Linked DNA regions of Homo sapiens: region 2 is linked to region 1. Evidence: chromatin loops called from intact Hi-C (ENCODE). Cell type or tissue: MCF 10A. All regions are shown on one strand.

Region 1 (2,500 bases):
ACAACACTGTGATAATTTTTTTATCATCCTGTGCCTTTCTATTTCTCTTCTGTATATTCCTATTGTTTTAGAAGATTGTACCTACATACACTAGGATTTTTTTCTGAGTAGACAAGGAGAAACATATATAATCAGATTTTTTTTTTTTTTTTTTTTGAGACAGAGTTTCATTCTTGTTCCCCAGGCTGGGATGCAATGGCATGATCTCGGCTTACCGCAAACTCCACCTCCCAGGTTTAAGTGATTCTCCTGCCTCAGCCTCCCAAGTAGTTAGGATTACAGGCATGCACCACCACGCCCAGCTAATTTTGTATTTTTAGTAGAGACGGGGTTTCTCCATGTTGGTCAGTCTGGTCTCAAACTCCCGACTTCAGGTGATCCTCTCACTTCAGCCTCCCAAAGTGCTGGGATGACAGGCGTGAGCCACTGGGCCAGGGCCTAATTAGACTTTTAAAAATTAAATTAAACCCAGTACTGGGAATTTACAATGCCAGTCTGCTGCCTCTACTGATGCATGGGCAGAGATTTCACGCCTTATAGTTCCCTAGTGGAATGCTTCCCATAGTGTCATGTCCCACCTTTCTAACGCTGGAGATGGTAAGGTGTTAGACAAAAAGATTGCTATTGGAAGAGAAAGCTTAGAAGTTAAATATTCTCTATCATTTATTCAAAAAATTTATTTAGAGCCTACTGTGTGCCAAGAACATGCCAAATTTCTAGTGTTTGGAGACATATAAGTGAAAAAAATAGACAAGGTCTCTGCTGTTACAAAGCTTGTATTGTGATGGGGTGTGGGGAGAGAGAGACATTAAATGAGTAAATAAGCAAAAAGATAATTTTGAGGCGTGATGAGCTGCATGAAGCCGATAGAATGATAATGTGCTGGATGTGGATACTCAGGGAGGGTGTCAGTGGAGTGGGACTGCTCTAGCCAGGTGGCCTCTGGGCTGAGCAACCTGGGGAGGAACCAGCCTCCTGAGGGAGTGAGGGAAGGGTCTTCCCATCGAGGGAACAGTGAGGGCAACTTTTCATCTTGTGCCTTTCCTACTGGGTCCTCAAGTAGCCACAGCCTGAGGTGTAAAGCAAGTTCTAAGCTTCCCCAGGTGACTCCAAGACCCATGGCCGGGTGGTTTATTAGGAAGGCCCAAAAGAGTGTGCCTGTGTACAAGGGGACATCAAGGAAAAATCAGTGAGGAAGGGGAGAGAAGAGTCACATGCATGCTTTTATAAGAAGTTATGCACTTGGGTAAAATGACTATTTTGTTTTCTTCTTAATATTTAAAAGAAGGCACTCTTAAAACTGGAGGTGCAATCCAAAATAACAAAAATGGCCCTAAATTTTAAGGGGATTTAATTGAAGCTTGCGCTCATCCTGCTTGGCCACTAGAGAGCAGTATTGCCTATCAAATGCACCACAAGGCCCACGCTGCAGGCTGACATTTAGAGGGAGAAAATCGGTGCCACAGGTAAATCTCTTCTCTCATCTTGATTTCCCGCTCCTCCCCTACCCTCCCCATAATTCCACCCCTTAACTCCCTACTGTTTACCTATCACACACATAATCTCAGTGTTCTGGATAAGCCTTAGGTTTAGAGAAAAATCTCTGTTTTTTTGTTTTTGTTTTTGTTTCCGGAGTCTCGCTCTGTTGCCAGGCTGGAGTGCAGTGGCGAAATCTCAGCTCATTGCAACCTCTGCCTCCCGGGTTCAAGCGATTCTCCTGCCTCAGCCTCCCGAGTAGCTGGGACTACAGGTGCGCGCCACCAAGCCCAACTAAGTTTTGTGTTTTTAGTAGAGACGAGGTTTCACCATATTGGCCAGGATGGTCTCGATCTTTTGACCTCGTGATCCACCCGCCTTGGCCTCCCAAAGTGTTGGGATTAGAGGCGTGAGGCACCGCGCCCGGCCTAAATCTGTGATTTTTTTTAGCTAAGAATAAAATCAGCACATTTAACCATGTTGGAAGTATTTTGACCCTTCCCTCAGCTGGAGACTCTCAGTGGCCAACAACCCCGGGTCTAGGTAGCCTTTGGAGCAGTAGTGGGTTCCTTTTTCCCAGTTCTTTAGAATTAGACCCCTTATTTGGGGGAACGGGTTCACATTTTTAGCCTAGAGAGCAAGGAGTGTTGTTCCTTCCATGTGTTGTTAGATCGACTGTCTGCTGGTAGGTTGGTGGCCAGCAGAGACCTACTCTGCCCGACCTGGCCTCAGTGGACGCCAGGACCTTGCTTCCTTCTTCCTCAGCAGCCCAAGCTCCCGCTTCCTGAGTGGAAGTCTTGTGTTCTATGTGTTGGGGCCTTTTATGAAACAGTATGCAAGATAATGGGTTCACCAAGAGAAAAAGGAGGAGAAAGGGATGACAGAATTTTAGCCATAGCCACACAGGCAGAGCAAATGAAAGAATTTCAAATATGGTGTAAGAATATATTCCAAAAGAGGTAGGAATTTATAATATGGACCCTGCTTTCTTCCATAGAAAGATTTGAGGCATGCTACAGCAAAA
Region 2 (2,500 bases), 660 kb after region 1:
TAAGGATCTGCCATGTATATATCTTGTGATACACACATATATAATTGTTTTTTAGGTGGAATGTCTAGGTCTTAGGATTTGTATATGTCTAGCTTTAGTAGATCCTGCTAGTTTTCTGAAGCAATTGTACCAATTTACATCCCAGTAAAAGCATAGGAAAGCTCCAGTTGCTCCATATCCTTGTCAATTCTTGGCATTGTCAGGGTTTCTAATTTCAGCAATTTTGGGTGGGTATGTCGTGGTATATTGTGATTCGACTTTGCCTCTCCCTGATTACTAATGAGGATGAACACCTTTTCATATGGTCATTTTGTATTTTGGATATCCTCTTGTGAAGAGCCTATTCAAATCTCTTTCTATTTTTACTACTGAGTTATCTTGGTTTTAAAAAATTGATTTATAGGAATTCTTTATATATTTTGGATATGAGTCATTTATTGGGTATGCATATTATGAATTATTTACTCCCACTCTGTGGCTTGCCTTTTCTCTCCTTAAATGGTGTCTTTAATGAAAAGAAGTTTCTAATTGTAATGTCTTCCAAGTCATCAATCATTTCCTTTATGATAGTGCTCTTTGTGTCCTGTTTAAGAAATGTTTATCCTCCTCCAATCTCATGATGTTATTTCCTGTGCTATCTTCTAGAGGCTTAATTGGTTTTTCTTTTAGATTTAGAGCTACAATCCACCTTCAATTGATTTTAGTGTATAATATGAGATCAAGATTAGCTTTTTTTTTTTTCTGAATGGATTTCCATTAGACTCTGAGACCACTTTTTTTTCTCACCACACTTCAGTGCCACCTTTGTCATAAAGCAGATGTCTATATATGCATGGATCTGTTTCTGGTTGCTTTTGTCCATTGGTGTTTTTGGTTATTGTGCCAATAACACTGTCTTAATGCGATAGCTTTATGATAAATTTACATATCTCATAGTATAAATCCTTCAGCTTAGTTCTTTAAGACTTTCTTGGATATTTTTGACCCCTTGCATGTTCATACACATTTTTAGAATTAGTTTGTTATTTTGTTAACACACATACACCATTCTCCTCTGCAAAACACCACCATCACCACCACCACCAAGAATACCTCATCTGATGTGATTCTGATTGACCCTATAAATCAATTTGAGAAGAATTAAGATCTTTAGAGAGCTGGGCACAGTGGATCACACCTGAAAACCCAGCACTTTGGAAGGCTGAGGAAGTAGGATTGCTTGAGACCAGCTTGGGCAATGTAAGGAGGCACCATCTCTACAAAAGTAAAATAAAATAATTAGCCAGGCATGGTGGTGTGCATCTGTGGGCCCAGCTACTCAGGAGGCGGAGGTGGAAAGATTGCTTGAGTCAGGGAGTTTGAGGCTGCAATGAGTCATGATTGTGCTACCGCATTCCAGCCTGGGTGACAAAAAAAGGCCCTGTCTCAACAACAACAACAACGAAAAAAAAGTAAGAAAAAGAAAGAAAAAAGATCTTTAGAGCATTGAGTCTTCCAATTCACAACCATTATATATTCCTCCATTGTTGAGGTCTCAGTATTATTTTATAATTTTCTGTGTAGACAGCTCACACAACATTTTGTTACATTTATTCCTTGGTATTAAATGTTTCTGATGATATTTTACATGGTTTTAAACATTTTTATTTTTAATTGTTTTTGCTGATATATAATTAATTTTGTACATTGCCCTTGTATCTTGTGACTTGGCTAAGATTTTAATTCTAGGAGTGTATGTAGATTATTTAACCAAAGTCATTTCATCAACAAATAAAGAGCTTTATTTCTTTCAATTTTTATAAACTTTTTGGTTGTTTGTTCTTTCCTGTTTTCACTGTCTTAGACCTCCAATATAGTATTGACTAGAAGTGAGAGTTGCAGACCTAATTGCCTTGTGCCGCATTTCACGGGAAATGGAGTGGGGAAGTCTAAACAAGGGAGGTGGGGACCGAGTGCTCTCAGTGTTCCCCTTTCATGCACTTTTTTTTTCTTCTTTTTCTTTTTTCTCTTTTTCTCTCTCTCTTTTTTTTTTTTTTTTTTTTTTGCGGCGGAGTCTCGCTCTGTTGCCCAGGCTGGAGTGCAGTGGCGCGATTTCGGCTCACTGCAAGCTCTGCCTCCCGGGTTCACACCATTATCCTGCCTCAGCCTCCCGAGTAGCTGGGACTACAGGCGCCTGCCACCACGCCCGGCTAATTTTTTGTATTTTTAATAGAGACGGGGTTTCACCATGTTAGCCAGGATGATCTCCCTCGATCTCCTGACCTCGTGATCCACCAGCCTCGGCCTGCCAAAGTGCTGGTATTACAGGCGTGAGCCACCGCGCCTGGCCCCTTTCATGCACTTCTAAGGCACACAGTCACACAGAATGCTAGTGTATTAGTCAATTTTCATGGTGCTGATAAAGACATGCCTGAGACTGGGCAATTTACAAAAGAAAGAGGTTTAATGGAATGGATTTACAGTACCGTGTGGCTGGAAAGGCCTCGCAATCATGGCAGAA

Evidence for each region. Peaks named below come from ENCODE experiments on the same cell type or tissue, not always from the same donor. Only the 100,000 strongest peaks of a DNase experiment are listed, where the experiment ranks them.
Region 2: a loop joins it to region 1, with 4 times the contacts of the local background. A loop is called at or near these places in 1 of 110 quality-filtered maps.

What each region holds. Positions count from the first base shown.
Region 1 is chr15:35,077,291-35,079,790 of GRCh38, forward strand. No RefSeq gene overlaps it. Among named protein-coding and RNA genes, the nearest start is that of NANOGP8, 6.8 kb to the right of the region's middle. In MCF 10A, a CTCF peak has its summit at 1,375 (motif pointing right); no DNase peak of the experiment used is centred here.
Region 2 is chr15:35,737,205-35,739,704 of GRCh38, forward strand. The region is part of intron 2 of DPH6-DT (DPH6 divergent transcript); the gene reads left to right. Among named protein-coding and RNA genes, the nearest start is that of MIR4510, 190 kb to the right of the region's middle. In MCF 10A, no CTCF peak of the experiment used is centred here; a DNase peak (open chromatin) is centred at 1,357.